Linked DNA regions of Homo sapiens: region 1 is linked to region 2. A link is a loop called in an ENCODE intact Hi-C map of the cell type or tissue named here. Cell type or tissue: dorsolateral prefrontal cortex. All regions are shown on one strand. Each heading gives the region's core, and the rest is flanking DNA. Links, peaks and the distances in the headings are about the cores only.

Region 1 (8,320 bases), core at 3,846-6,345, 350 kb before region 2:
GCCACTCCTTGCATCAAGAAATGGAATCTATTTCTTCAGCCCCTAAGTCTGGCTGGCCTTGTGCCTTCCTTAGACCAATAGAATGTACTAGAAGTGACATTCGAGAATTCCCAAGATTAAGCCTCAAGGCCTTCCACTTGCTGTCATGAGATGCCATGTAATGAAACCAACGTAGCCTAATAGAGGATTACAGTCTGCTTGAAGAAAAACTAAAGTGCCCCAGCTGAGGACCAGCATCAGCTGCCAGGTCTGAGAGTGAGGCCATCTTAATATTCAGTGCAGTCAGCCGCCCTCTGATGGCAGCCACAGGGGTGAACCCAGGGGAGATCAGCAGAAGAACTGCCTGGCTGAGTCCGGTCCAAATTATAGAACCATAACATAGAAATGGTTATTGTTTGAAATCACTAATTTTTTTTTTGAGATGGAGTCTTGTTCTGTCACCCAGGCTGGAGTGCAGTGGCATTATCTTAGCTCACTGCAACCTCCACCTCCCAGGTTCAGGCGATTCTCCCACCTCAGCCTCCTGAGTAGCTGGGATTACAGGCATGCACCACCATGCCTCGCTAATTTTTGTATTTTTTGTAGAGACGGGGTTTCACCATGTTGGTCAGGCTGGTCTTGAACTCCTGACCTCATGATCCACCCGCCTCGGCCTCCCAAAGTGCTGGGATTACAGGAGTGAGCCACCACGCCCGGCCTGAAATCACTAATGTTTTAATAATATTTTTATTGAGATATAATTCACATACCATAATGTCCACCTTTATAAAGTGTACAATTCCATGGATTCAAGTATAAAGGTGTGCAGCCATCACCACTGTCTAATTTGAGAACGTTTTCAACACCCCACCCCCAAAAACCTACTACCCATTGGCAGTCACTTCCCACTGCTCCCACAACTACCACAGCCCGTGGCAACCACTAACCTACTTTCTGTCTTTACAGACTTGCCTACTTTGGACACTTCATATGAATGAAATGACATAACGTGGCCTTTTGTGACTGATTTCTTTCACTTATCATAATGTTTTCAAGCTTAATCATGTTGTAGTCTATATCAGTACTTCATTTCTTTTTACTGCCTAATATTTCATTGTTTGAATATACCACATTTTGTTTGTCCATTCATCAGCTGATGGACATTTGGATTGCTCCTATTTTGACTTATATTATGACTAATGCCACTATGAATATTCATGTATAAGTTTTCATGTGAACATGTTTTTAATTTTCTTGAGTATATACCTAGGACTGGTATTACTGGCCATATGATAGCTCCATGTTTAACATGTTGGGGAACTGCCAAACTGTTTTCCAAAGCAGTTGCACCATTTTACAATCCCACCAGCAATGTGTGAGGGTTCCAATTTCTCCACATCCTTGTCAGCACTTGCACTGTCTTTTACTTCAGCCATCCTAGTGGGGGTAAAATGTCATCTCATTGTGGTTTTGATTTGTATTTTCCTACTGACTAATGATTTGAACATCTTTTCGTGTGCTATTGACCATTTTTATGTCTTCTTTGAAGAAATGTCTATTCAAATCCTTTGCCCATTTTAAAATGGAGTGTTTTGTTGTTTAATTGTTGGGTTGTAAGGGTTCTTTTTGTATTTTGGATACAAATCTCTTATGCAATATAGGACTTACAAACATTTTCTTCTACTCTTGGATTGTCTTTTCACTTTCTTGATGACATCTTTTGAAGCACCAAAGTTTTAAAAATATCTATTTTTTAAAATCTACTAAGTTTTGATAAGGTGCGTTATACAGCACTAGATCATGGACACACTTTCCCATTTTTAAGATGAGGAAACTAGAGCCCAGAGAGCTTAAATGACCTGTTTAAAGTTACACGGCAAATAGCTGATAGTATATTGCTATAATCTATCATCTATCTATCTATCTATCTATCTATCTATCTATCTATCTATCTGTCTGTCTATCACCATCTTGGACTACAGTGCGAGCAGAATGTTCTGGATTCAGAGTCATAAAGGGACAATGATGGAAGGTTATTTGAAAAACATGCGATCCATCAGTTCCTCCACACATTCTGCACTGTCTACGCTGATTCCTTAAGGTCTTCAAAAGGCAACTTACTTGACCCCTCAGTCTTGGCTGCCTTACAAATGTGCTTACAGGGAGTCGTGCTTGTCATCGTGCTCTCAGCTTTCATCAGGGAACAATGCAAGAATCACTTTTAGGAAACCTGCTCTCCATTACCGAGGGAACTTATTGAGGATGTTGTCCCCCTGTCACTTGTTATCTCCACTTTGATGCTTTGGAAGAAAAGTCCTTGCAGATATAAGTGCCACAAAATACTTTCCTTCATCTGAGCAACAGTGTGCTTCCTCCTCATGAAGAATACAAATAAGAATATCGTCTTTTTTTATTTTTCAGTGTGGCTGCCAGGAAGCTCAGAGTAAGGAAACAGGATATTTATTCATTGAGGAGGCTCTAGACAGGACTGCCTATCTTCATTCTGATTTTCTCTTTAATCTTCACCTTCCATCTCTCTATCAAGTCATTTAACAGATATTTATTGACAGCCTATTATGTGTTAGGACTGAAAGATGAATGAAATAGACATGATGCCTGACCACAATCTGTGGTGCCCCTGCCCATATCCTCTTGGGCCATCTCATTATGATACAGGACGGCCCAACTTCTAATGGCCCTAGGGCTTTCTCTGGCTGACCAGTGTGATTTCCCCAGTCAGAGCATCCCTGAAGAGCTGGAAAATTAACCCCTACCCCACCCCAGTGAGCTGTGCTCAGCCAGTGATTGAAAAGAGTTGGTTTATTAAACACCCAGCACCCTCACCCCTAAGGGCAGAGGGTAGGAAGCGCTGAGATGCATGCATGTTCTACACTGTCTCCAAGGGCTGAGCTCCAGCTGCCCACAGAGGTAGCTGCCTTGAACACATGCCTCTCTCAGGCATCTCTGCTCCGCTTTCCTGAGCCCCTACCCGTGCTTCTTGGGATAACCGGCAAAATGAAGCCTTCTTTCAGGATCTTCTTTAGGGGAAACCTAAACTAAGATAGCCCCTAATAGCATGGAGTTTATGTCCTATTAAACATAACCAAATCATTATTCAGCAGCTGTAGTGAGACGTTCTGGATGTAGGGACGTGAAATCAAAGCCAAGACCTGAAGGGTGGGTAGGACACAGCCCAGAGAGAGAGTGCAGGTGGGGAATGAATGACATGCCTGGCAGGTGTCACAGCCTCTGCTAAGGCCCAGAGGTGGGAAAGGGCTGGCATGTACCAGGAACTGAAGGAAAGACATTCATAGCATTGCTGAGCCAACCAATGAGGCAGAGCATGGCAAAGGCTCTTGAACATCATAAAGCAAGGCCCCAAGTGACTAGGGACTTATGCAGAGGATCCAGGAAGAAATGTATGTTTTTATTGTTAAATAATGAGGCTAACTTCTCTGCTTCAACGAAATATCCGGTGAATATTTTACTATCTCGGTTTGTATGTGTCACTCAAGTGTCCAAAACCCCACCCCTGACCTCCTTTGTTCATCCTTTGAGTGGGAGCAGCGGGACAGGAACAACCAAGGGCTTTGGACTCAAATCAACCTGGGCTTAATCCCTAATTAGCCAACACAGGGATGTTGATACCTTTCTCCAGCCCAGGGGTGTGTCCTGGATTGAAAGGGATAATCTTAGCCTAAGAGAGCTGTTCTGCAGGCTAGCTTTATATCTTCACACTCCAAGATCAGAGGAGTCTGGTGTCTTGTGTTTACATACAGATGCACACCCTCTTTTCCTGCAGCTCCAGGATCCCCTGTGAACTTGGAAAAATGCATTTGGATGATGGCTCTGAAGAGAATGAGTCACAGCATTGCACCAGATGGCCTGGCTGTAGTACTGACGCTCTTCCCTCCCTCCCCTTGCCTGGCCAGAGTAGAAAGGTTTCTGCCAGGTTTCCTAAAGCTGTTTTGGGGATACTGACTCCCAGTTCCTATCAAATCAGTGGAGGCGCCCCACTCGGATAGGCTTCTCTATCTCAGCCCTGATCCCACTGATGTACCAGCCTGTTTGCTTGTCTGCATCCCCCAGTGCACCCCAAGCTTCTTGGGGTTGGGGCTGGGTATTGCTTACCTTCTTACTTCTGATAGTTGTTCAATAGCTATTTGTTCACTGAAGGAAGAAAGACACTGAACTTGTTCTCAGGAAGTGTGTAAGTTGGTTGTCAAGATTAACAGGGGAGTAATCCCACAGAGCCAAGTTCCTCCATTGCAAGAAAATCCTAGCTTGCCTGTAATTGGTGGCACTTATCTTGGGAACACCATACCAACTTCTAGGCCAGGCCTGAGGCTGCTAGGGCTGGGACACAGCCTGGAGCTGAGGCCTTAGAAGAATGGATGAAGAAGCTTGCAGACAAGAGAGATGGGAGGAAAGGGCTGGAGTCTGCAGTGGAGGCTGATTCTGCCAGCCTGTCATTCTCCATCAGTGGACAGACGTCACAAGGTACATGCCATCCCCTTCTCTTTGTGCAGGTTCTCCAAACTCTCACAGCTCACTTCTGGAGGGGTTCAGGGGATCCTTGGCTTGCTCTGATCCTGGCATCTACCTCTGAACCAGAGACAGGCACACACTGGGAGTCACTGGTCTGAACACTGACCGGAGGCCTATGAAGCATCTTGGAGCCATAGTTCCACCTAACAGGGACAGCCTCCCCAGGCTAGCGGCCAGAGAAACCTGCCAGATCCTCCATCTCAAGAAGTGTGAGCTTTAGACATGCAAAAAGTGAGCAGTTGATAGCAGGTCATAGAGCAGACAGTAACCCAAAGACGGGGTGGTAGAAGCCAAGACGTAGCTCAGTGCCTCTCCGGTGTCCATATGCCCTTGAACCATCCGGGACCTCATTAAATGTAGACTTAGGTCAAGTAGGTCTGGGGTGGGGCCTGAGATTCTGCATTTCTGGTGAGCTCCCAGGTAATGCTGATGCTGTTGGTTCCTGGACCACAGTTAGAGTAGAGGGCAGTGGTTGTTAGTGACAAGACAATAGGAGGTGAGCTGACAGATGTACAGAATACTTGGCCAGGTTCTAGGGCCCCTACTGCTGCAGGATGTCAGGAAGGCCAAGTCCCCAAAGGAACTGTGGATCGTGGGTCTCCCTCCTGTCCACCTCCTTCAACCTTGTCTGGACAGTTCCCTGTTCCTTACTTACTTCCTGTGTAAACTTGCAGTAACTCCATCACCTTAAGTGACTTGAGCATCTCTGTTCTTAGTCACCTAAAGTGGCCTAAGCAGTGGTCCTCAGCCTGGTTACACATTAGAATCACTTAGAGAGTGAGTTCCTGTGAATCACATTTACTTGGTCTGCTTTGGAGCCTTGACATGACGACTCATTGGTTCTAATGTGAGTGGGGGCTGTGAACCACTGGCCTCATAATGGCTCTCAAACTTTAACATGAATGGAAATCACCTAGGGATCCTGTTAAAGTAGAGATTTCATCTAGTAGGTTTAAGTGGGGTCTGAAGGGTCTGCATTTCTGAGGCTGCAGGTCTGAGGACCACACTGTGAGTGGCACTGGAGTAAATAACATCAATTCCTCCCACCCCAGGACAAGGTGCAGATTAACCACATCTAATCTAACCCCCAAGGCCAGCTGGGTTTGTCCTGAAGTGCAGGGTAAGACCCTACCACACTTGTTACCATGAATGCATTTGACCCAAAAAAGGGCGCTATATAGTCAGCTCTGTCTACGCTGCAACCCCACTGCGGGGTGATGGATCCAGAGTGGAGGTCCAGAGGAGGTACTGCCTCTGCTGCGGCCACTGTGGACTCGAGGGCTGGAAGGTTGGTGTTTGTGGCATCCCTTCACGACTTGGACAGCCAGGCCCCATAAGCACCACTCACACTGCCCATACTGGGTTGTCTTCCCTCTCTTGTGGGGGGAATTGAGCTAAGTTCCAGCCCCAGGTCTCAAGCCCAGCTTGTTCCTGTTCTTGTCCCTCATCCCGAAGGGCATGTCTGCTCTCTTGGATTTACTGATGCCCTGTCAGCTGCCTCCTTCCTCTTTTGCAGGCCAGGCTATCACAGCCAACAAGGGGTGTGGGGAGTCATCTTGGGGTGAATCACGGCCTGGCAGGACAGAGTCTTCACAGGGAACTGAGTGGACCCCGCGTGGATTGCAACACCATCTTCTACTTGACAACAAAGCTGCAGCCAAGGCGACTCTCCCGCCCCTGCCCTTCCCTCTGACCCCTTGCCCATTATGGCCTCTGGGGCAGGAAGTGGGGAACAAAGCAGAAGATATCCCTCCCAGCTCTCCCCACCAGCTGTGAAGAGCCATTGACCACCTGGGGCCTTGCAGCCTGGCTTCACGATAGAACCACCTGGGGAGTTTTAAGCTCTTGGTGCCCAGGCCTCACCCCAGACCAACTAAATAGAAATCCTTGGAAGTGGAGCATGAGTATGAATAGTTTTTAAGACTTTCCAGATAATTCCAATGTACCTGCACATTTATGATGATTTAGCAGCCTCCAGGGCCAGAAAATAACTTTTCAGTCAGAAAAAGGACAGCAATATGATATCCACAGCTCCATTTTTCTCCATCACTCCAACTTACTCCTAGGCCATTTACTCAAGAATATGATAAGGGCAACTTCTGTTTGGACTTAATACACAAGGAAAATCATCACACGTTGTGTCTCATTTTCTCTACAACCTTATGCAAGGGTGTTATTATTATCCCATTTTACAGTTGAGGAACTGAGGCTCAGAGAGGTTGAGTGACTTGTACAAGGTCACACAGTAACAGGTGGTACCAGGATTCAACCACAGGTCCACAACTGTTTAATCACAGCTATGGGTACATAAACCAGGGAAACACAGGCTGAACCATAAAGGCAAGTTAAAAGCAGGTAGCACACAGCCAGCTACCGCTGAGTTGACATTTATGTTTAGGGACAAACTGCCGGGGCCATGAGGGAGCCTGTTCCTCTCTGCTCTCTTTTCTATTTTCTGACTCTAGTATTGCTTCCTACGTGGAAACTTCCCAAACTCTACCAGCTCTCCACTCGCTTTCTCTACCAGTAGTTCCCCAGACTATCTAGCATCAGCTTAAAAAAATTCTGATTACTGGGCTCCAACTCAGAACTCTGGAGCATTGCCAGTGAGGGGGTCTGAACATCTACGTCTTTTTAACAAGCAATATAGGGGGGTTGGGTGTGCACATACTTTTGGGAAGTCGTGGTGTAACTCCTCACTGTTGAAAAATGTGCTCTGTGGGCCAACAGTGCTGGTGCCACCTTGGAGTGCCTTTGATAGAAATGGAGCATCTGAGGCTGCCCTCCTGACCTGCTGAATTTGACTGCATTTTAACAGGATGCCTAGAAGATTCGCATGCACCTTAAAGTTTGAGGAGCACTGCTCTGGCCAGTCTGTTCGGCATAAAGAGTGTGCCTTAGAGCAGAGGTTCTCAAAGTGTCTCTGGATTGGGAGCAGCAGCAGCAGCAGTACCAGGAGTTTGCAGAAATGCAAATGTTGAGCCCCACTTCACACCCACTGAATCAGAAACTGGAGGAATGGAGGCCAGGAATCTGTATTTTTAACAAGCCATCTAGTTGTTCGGATGCACGCTCAAGTTCAGCCGTAGATGTAGATTACAAAGCACTGGCTCACACAGCAGCCTCTTTGATCCTAGGAACCCATTGCCCCTGCACTGGATACCAGGATGATCAAAGGAGAGCTGGGGCCTGGAAGAACTTTGAAAACCATCCGTGCTACAGGAGGCTAAATGGGCCGGGCTTGTTCCTCCCGCCCCTTCTTTGACAGCAGCTTTGAAGGGCTGAGTTAATCCCGTTCCTGTTTGCGGTTCCATCATGGGCTCTTCTCTATTTTGCCTCAGTATTCATTCAGTTTTATCCCCACCTCTGCCCCGAGGACCCTCCCTTTCCCACAGCACAACCATTTCATTGAGTTTGTTCTGTTCCTGTAAAGAATGGATTGGTTAGTTTGCATGGATTTACATTTCCCCTAATGATACAGTGCTGTAGGCCGCTTTCTGTGCCTTACTTTTTCACTCAGCAGGGGATTTTTAGGGTCTCCCTTCATTGTTGAATGTACCCAGAGTCTGTTGCTTCTAACTCAGGCTGAGTATCTCATAGGGTGCACCCAGCTCCTCCTGCCCTGTGACAAGACATCCTGGTGGCTTCCAGCTCCTCAGCACCATCAAGGATGCTGTGATAAGCATTTCCGCAACTGTCTCCCCATGGACCCGTGTGAGTTCTCCCCATTTTAAGATGAAAACACTTCCAGCCCATGTGACTTGCCCAATCTCTGGTCTGGAGAGTGGCAGAC
Region 2 (8,320 bases), core at 2,148-4,647:
AAAAGTAGAAGTTATATTTATACAGCCTTTTATACTGTCATTTTTCCTTTACCTGTAATTACCATTACCAGTGCTCTTTATTTCTTCCTGTGGATTCATTACTGTCTAGTGTCACTTTGGTCCTGGAGAACTTCCTTTAGTATCTGTCTTTCATCTATATCCCCTGAATAATACATTTTAGAGTTAGCCAGTTTACTCCCATCTTCTCAATTGGGGATCATATTCCTCATGATCTTAAGTGTGGTATTAGTTGACTAAGGATTGCGAAGGGATGGCACAAGATGAGGCTGGGAGAGAAGTTATGTAGACGTCAATTTCTAAGTATCTTACTAAGCTATGAGACTTGAACCTTATTCTTATAGCTGTGGGGGCAACCATTGGAAACTTTTATACAGAGTTCTGTCCTCAGATGTGAGGAAAGGACTTTTCAAAGATGAGTTCTAAATGTTTGTTTAGAGATGGCAGCAACAAGCCACAGGCTGTAAGAGGAACGTGAATCTACCTTTTTTTGTTGTTGTTGTTGATTCCTCCTTCTCTATTGTTTCAGGCAATTAAAAGCTATTTATATCCAAATAGCTGTTTTCTTGTAGGCATAAAATATTTGCCTATTTGTGGCAGAATGCGATATAGTTTGTAGAATGGGAACCATGATAGCATTCTGTGAGATTTGCAAAGCCACTATTATAGGATGAACAGATTGCTTACTGTTTGTGTATATGGAATGAGGTGTGTATTGAAAAATTAGATAAAACATCCTCTGGCATCTGACCTTTGTTTTTAATTCTCTCTTTCTTTTTCTTTTTTCTTTTTTTTGATACAGAGTCTTGCTCTTTTGCCCAGGCTGGAGTGCAGTGGTGCGATCTCAGCTCACTGCAACCTCCATCTCCCAAGTTAAAGAGATTCTCATGCCTCAGCCTCCCGAGTAGCTGGAATTACAGGTGTGCGCCAACACACATGGCTAATTTTTGTATTTTTAGTAGAGAGAGCATTTTGCCGTGTTGGCCAGGCTAGTCTCGGACTTCTGGCCTCAAGTGATTTGCCCACCCCTGTTTTTAATTCTTAAAGGAAGGTTGGGTATTATCAGCAGTTCTTTTTATTACTTGTGACATAACAGGGAAGTGTTTGATCTTTACTTTTAAAAAATATATTTGGTACCCACAACTTTAGTATTTTTAACCATAGAAATATCCTTTCTATAAATGTATAAATAGCTTTGTTTTTGCTTCTTAGAAAAAACTGAAGAGCAGAAAATTTTTATATTCCTGGGTTTTGCTACCAGTTTTTCATAGAAGTATGAAATGAAAGGAGAAAAATGTCCCCTTCTCCAGTCTTGCCAGATTCTGTTGTAAACAATCCTTATGATGATTAGCTTTTCAGTGGATTTTTTCCCCTTTGATTGACTTCTTCAGGAGCTCTTTTTATTCTTGTTAATAAAATCATTAAACTCTCCCATGTTCAAGAGCACGTGGAGGCATCACATTATCTGACTTCAAAATATACTGCAAGACTATAGTAACCAACACAACATGGTACTGGCATAAAAATAGATATATATATTACTGGAACAAAATAGGGAACCCAGAAATAAAGCCACATACCTACAACCAGCTAATCATCAACAAGAATATACACTGGGGAAAGGACACTCGATTCAGTAAATGGGTCTGGGAAAATTGGATAGCTATATGTAGAAGAATGAAACTGGACCCATGCCTCTCACCATATACAAAGATTAACTCAAGATGGATTAAAGAGCTAAACATAAGACCTGAAACTATAAAAATACTGAAGAAAACCTGAGAAAAATTCTGGACATTGGTCTAGGCAAATAATTTATAACCAAGTCCTCAAAAACAAAAATACACAAATGAGACAATTTTAAAAAAGCTTTCACACAGTAAAAGAAACAGTGAACAGAGTAAACATACAACCTACAGAAAGGGGAAAAAATATGTGCAAAATGTGAAAACTGCATCTGACAAAAGGCTAATATCCAGAATCTACAAGGAACTTAAGAAAAAAACAAACATTAAAAAATGGGCAAATAACACAAACAGACATTTTCCAAAAGAAGACATACAAGTGGCCAAAAAACATGAAAAAATCCTCAACATCATTAGTCATAAAAGAAATACAAATTAATCCACTTATGCCTAGTGTTCCATTATTGGAACACTAAGCATGTGGGAGTTATTTATATCCTACTGCTCAAGGTCATTGCCAAGTTCTGATTTTTCACTCATAATTGCAGCTTCCAGCATAAATGGGTTAAAACCATCTTATATGAGTCAGAATGGTTAGTTACTATTAAAAGGTCAAAAAAACAACAGATGTTGCCAAGGGTGCTGTATTAGGGTTCTCTAGAGGGACAGAACTAATAGGAGATATATATATACACACACACATTATATATATAAAAAATAATGTATATATTTTATATATATATAGTACATAATATGTAGTATATTTTTATATATTATATATATATGAAGGGGAGTTTAAGTATTAACTCACATGATCACAAGGTCCCACAGTAGGGCATCTGCCAGCTGAGGAGCAAGGATAGCCAGTCCGAGCCCCAAAACTGAATAACTTGGAGTCCAATGCTTGAGGGCAGGAAGTATCCAGCACAGGAGAAAGATGTAGGATGGGAGGCTACACCAGTCTAGTCTTTTCACGTTTTTCTGCCTACTTCATATTCCAGCTGTGCTGACAGCTGATTAGATGGTGCCTACTCAGATTAAGGGTAGATCCGCCTTTCCCAGCCCACTGACTTAAATGTTAATCTCCTTTGGCAGCACCCTCACAGACACACCCTGGATCAATACTTTGCATCCTTCAATCCAATCAAGTTGACACTCAGTTTTAACCATCACAGGTGTGAAGAAAAGGGAATGCTTATACACTATACACTATTGGTGGGAATGTAAGTTAGTAAAATCCTTATGGAAAATAGTATGGAGATTTCTCAAAGAACTAAAAATAGTGATACCATTTGATTCTGCAGTCCCACTACTGTGAATATACCCTAAGGGAAAGAAATCATGTCAAAAAGGTATCTACACTGGTATGTTTATTGCAGCGCTATTCACCGTAGCATATACGTGGAATCAGCCTAAATATCCATCAACAGAAGATTGGATAAAGAAAATGTGGTGTATATGTATAAAGAATGAAATCATGTCTTTTGCAGCAAACATGGATGGAATTGGAGCCCATTATCCTCCGTGAAATAACTTGGAAACATAGTCAAATACTGCATGTTCTCACTTCTAAATGGGAGCTAAACAAGGGTATATGGGACATACCAAGGGGATAACAGATATTAGAAACTACAAAAGGTGGGAGGTGGGCAAGGGTTGAAAAATCACCTGTTGGATACAGTGTTCACTATTTAGGTGATCTCTACACTAAAAGCGCACTTCATCACAATGCAGTAAGTGCATGTAAGAAATCTGCAGTGTATCCCCTAAATTTATTTTTAAAATTTAGCATAATGTTTTCATTGAACTGATGGAAATTAGAATTGAAACTGGGAGGGAATTTACCTAATCTTGAGCTTAAAGATTCCCAAAGAGTAGGGAGAGACACTTTTGCTCAGCACCCCTACACATAAGGAATTTTAAATGTAGGTATGTAATTATGTCACAGGCTTTCTAAATAATAAAATGCAAAATAATATTTTCACTTACCACATTTAACTTTGAATGTATTTCTGCAGATATTGCTGAGAATGCAGAGAAATTTCTTCCTTTATTCTATTTATTTCCCTGTAGCACTATCTGAAGTGATCTTATTTGTCTATATGTTTATGAAATGTCTCACTCTACTGGAATGTGAGTTCTTCAAGGGCAAATACGATGTCTTTTATTTACTGCTGTGTCTCCAGCACCTGTAACAATGCTTTGGCATATAGTGGACACTCAATTGCTGGATAAATAATGAATTCTGATTAAGTGTGTCTGAGATAGGACCCTGGCACCTATATTTTTAAAAACTACTGGGGGTTATTTTGATGTATACTCCCAAGGTTGAAGAAAACTAGTCTATCTTCCCTCTGTGGTGTGCATAAGATACAGAAAATATATATGTATCCTTATTTAAAGATCATTGTTAGAGGCTTCTCCTTCTCTTGAAATTGGTAATCTGACTGAGTTCCCCAGAAGGAAGAGTTTTTAGTTCACCACTTCTATCCAGATATTTTTTGAAGGTAGAACTCAGAATGTGCAATTGCTTTCCATCATCAAATAATTAACATTAGGAAAGGCAGGAAGGTAGAGCTAAAAGTGAATTTATTCCCTTTTTTTGTAAAAGATAAGGCAAGGTCAGACTACCTAGGTGAGTTTCCTGAAACAGTGATTTTCAATATTGAGGGGAGAGCGATTTTTCTCCTCAGGGGAATTTGACAGTGTCTGGAGACATTTTTTGTTGTTACCACTGGGAAGGAGGGAAGGATACTATTGGCACCTATTGGACAGAGGCCAGGGATGCTGCTAAACATCCTACTGTGGACAGGACGTTCCTCTATAACAAAGAATCATTTGGTGAGAATCCCTGCTCTAAAACAAGCTGCTTGGAGAAGGGGCTGGTAGTTATGTGGAGTTTGGCAGTGCAATTTGGATCTGTGCACATATGCACAATAGTTTTTGGTCTTGGGCAAAACAGTGTCTTGTGTAGAGAAACATGTAGGTGGGGATTGGCTTTTGTTATATATACTCAGGAGTTTGATCTTGACCAGCTTGTTTAGTTTGTGGGAGATTGTGCACTCTCAGATTTGATAATTTGCTTAGAAAGACTCACAGAACTCAGCAAAGCAGTTAAATTAATGGTATGGTTTATTACATCAAAAGAATACGGATTAAAACCAACAGTGGGTAAAGGTGCATAGGACAGAGGTCCAGGAGAGTTTCAGGCGTGAACTTCCAGATGTCCTCTCCTAATGGGGTTGTGCAGACAGTGCTTACTTTTCCCAGCAACAATATATGGTGACACGCAAGGAGTATTGCCAACCAAGGCCACCCACGTGAGGTTTGCTGTCCAGAGTTTTTATTGAGAAGTCAGTCACATAGGTATGGTTGACCACACCTGTGGCTGATGTTAGTCTCCATCCCCTCCAGAGGTCAAGCTGATACTCCGTGACTTAAAGGTCCCACCAAGAATCATATTGTTAGACTATCTGTCATGGACCAAAGCCCCCAGGTAAACAACGACTCTTTATCAAGCAGGACATTCCAAGGGGTTAGCAGTTACCTCCTAGGAGCTGAGCAAGGGCCAAACCTTTCTTTGGCCAAAATTAATCCATTACTGCAGCAGTCCCCAGTGTTTTTGGCACCAGGGACCAGTTTCGTGGAAGACAATTTTTCCGTGGATGGGGGTGCGGTGGGGGGTGGGATGGTTTTGAGATGAAACTGTTCCACCTCAGATCATCAGGCATTAGTTAGAGTGTTGTAAAAAGCACATAACCTAGATCCCTCAGATGTGCAATTCAAAATAGGATTGGCAGTCCTATGAGAATCTAATGCTGCGCTACTCTGACAGGAGTCAGAGTTGAGGTGGTAATGCTTGCTTGCCCGCTGCTCACCTCCTGCTATCCAGCCCAGTTTCTGACAGGCCATGAATGGCTAGCAGTCCTCAGTCCAGGGGTTAGGGACCCTGGTCTAAGAGACTTCTCATAGTGTGGTCCATGAACCCCTGGGAGTCCCTAAAGTCAAAACTGTTATCATAATAATAAAATGTTATATGCGTTTTTTACTTCGACATTCGCATTAATGGTACAAAAGTAATAGTACTTACTGCTGATGTATTAGGAATCAAGTTAGTGGCACCAGACTGTGTTTTTCACTGCCTTGCTTACAGTTAAGGGGAGGGAAAAGCCTATTTCCCTTAAGATTGTTTTTAAGTATAAATTACTTACATTACACTTCACCCTGGGGTGTCTGTATGATAAAATGAGTATATGCTGCACAGGAAAAATGCTTATGTGATTGAGTTGCTAGCTGGACTAGACTTTTTTTTTTTTTTAATAGAATACCTTTTTACTTGAAAAAACAACTAACATTATGGTTATTCAGATTTGGCTCTTTGGCAAACCTTTTATTGAAAATATTCCTTGAAAAGGAACAAAGTGAACTTGTCACTTCAAGGAAAGCCACTGTCAATATTTGTTACAGATGATGAAATTTGAGCTTCCAAGCAAAATTAGAATTTGAGTAAATCTGTATCGGCCACCTTGAGCTTGCTACCTTTACAGAGCTTAAAGATGTTTTGTGGTGGCTTTGGTAGTAATATTAATAAATATGACTTTTGATATTGTATATCATGAAACGTGTCAGTAATTGAAGACCTTCGTAAACCAGTGAACCAGCATTTTCCAAATTACTGATATATGATATTGTAAAATGACACATGGGTTAAAAAAGATCCATTCAAAGTTCAGTTAGACCAATGGATTTTAATGTGAAAAAAGTACTAAAAGCTCATTCATATGGCTTCATAATTCACATTATAGTTAACTTCTAAGAGATATCACTTGTCAAGCTTTGATGTAATATCAAAGATTGTCCACAAGTATCTAAAAATATGCTACCATGAGTATAGATTTTCTTCATATACTTGAACCATGATAACTTATTGCAGCAAATTGAATGCAAAAGCAGCTGTGAGATTCCACCTATTTTCTGTTAAGCCAGACATGAACAGTGCTACTTAATTTTTTAAAAAAATAATTATTTTAATAAAGTTATTTATATTGGTATGTAGTGGATATATTAGTAAATAAATTAAAAATAATACTTTTAAGCAATTCGGTAGTTTTGATTTTGAATACAGTAGACATCAGTAGAAATAATCCTCATAAGCAAAACTTTTTGGGCTCTTCAATAATTTAAAAATGTGAAGAGGTCTTAAGACCAAAAATTTTAAAAACAGCCTTCTAATATTGGTCCTGCAGATATCTAAGTTTGTCTCTCTTGCTGGGTATGGTTACTACAGGCTAGGAGATTTAAATTCCTTGGGCTTTGTTGGAAAGTTCTGGCTATATATTTCAGACGTGAATGTACTTTCTGCAGATGTTTTCTTATCTATATAAAATTAAGCAGAGTTACCTTGATTTAGAGTCTTGGTCTTGATTACACATTTATAAAGGGTAAGTTTGGTTTGTGCTTTGGTAAGGTTTCAAGAAATATCTGTGAAGTCAGTGAACAAGTGCAGCGTGGTGCAAACCTGTGGAGGATACAGAGGAAATCGGGAAAATCTGTCAGAGATTAGGTTAAAAATGTGAAGGCAATAATCCCCCCCACCCCCCCAGATACTAATATTTTTGTTAAGCTGGTGTTATAGAAAGAATTGAGGTCAGGAGTTCAAGACCAGCCTGGCCAACATGGTGAAACCCCATCTCTACTGAAAATACAAAGGGTCTCAAAGTACTGCATATAAAAAATTCAAGCCCACAGTTTATCTTCATGGTTTAGAGAAACAGAAAACATATTTAGAATAAAGCTGTAGTGTACTGACTACTAAAGTACTCCTATCATGTCACCTTTTTATGAGTATGCAATCTCTTACATGTAAGGTGTTTAACTTCATGTTTCTGCCCACCTCCCAAAGTGCTGTGATTACAGGCATGAGCCACCGCGTCCAGCCCTAACTTCATGTTTCTCTGAGACTTTCAGAAGGTAATAATTTTTCCATAATCATTCGCCTGTTTTGACCTCTAGAAAATAACTTATTTACCATTCCCTGCAATTCTTTGTCATTCTTTCAGATCTAATTCTCCATTCATCAGATCTGTAAGTGATGCTTTTTTAGCCATATGAAGTCAAAATTTAATCATATTAAATTCTGCCATATATTTTATACATTAACTCTAAATAACTTTCAGGATCACTTCCATAGTACCTACTAACAATTTTTAATAATAGCTATTCTCGTGTATGAAGTGGTATTTCATGACTTTGGTTTGCATATCCCTAATGATTTGTGATGTTGAACATCTTTTCATGTTGTTGATTGGCCATTTGTATACCTTTTGATAAATGTCTATTCAAGTCCCTTGTCCATTTAAAAATTTGTTGTTTAATTGTAGGATTTCTTTATATATTCTGGATATTAATCCCTTGTCAGATTTGTAATTTGCTAATATTTTCTCCTGTTCTCTGCATTGCCTTTTCACTCTGTTGATAGTATCCTTCTCTGCATAAAAGTTTTAAACTTTGACAAAGTCCAATTTAACTTTTTTCTTTTGTTGCCTGTGGTTCTGGTGCCATAGCCAAGGAATCACTGCCAAATCCAATGTCATGAAGCTTTTCCCCTGTGTTTTCTT

Evidence for each region. Peaks named below come from ENCODE experiments on the same cell type or tissue, not always from the same donor. Only the 100,000 strongest peaks of a DNase experiment are listed, where the experiment ranks them.
Region 1: a loop joins it to region 2, with 3 times the contacts of the local background. A loop is called at or near these places in 7 of 110 quality-filtered maps.

What each region holds. Positions count from the first base shown.
Region 1 is chr3:16,179,362-16,187,681 of GRCh38, reverse strand. All of the region lies in intron 1 of GALNT15 (polypeptide N-acetylgalactosaminyltransferase 15), which reads right to left. Among named protein-coding and RNA genes, the nearest start is that of GALNT15, 8.8 kb to the right of the region's middle. In dorsolateral prefrontal cortex, for the core only: no CTCF peak of the experiment used is centred there; no DNase peak of the experiment used is centred there; H3K27ac peaks cover 533 bases.
Region 2 is chr3:15,827,641-15,835,960 of GRCh38, reverse strand. It overlaps a transcript of ANKRD28 not described here. Among named protein-coding and RNA genes, the nearest start is that of ANKRD28, 34 kb to the right of the region's middle. In dorsolateral prefrontal cortex, for the core only: no CTCF peak of the experiment used is centred there; no DNase peak of the experiment used is centred there.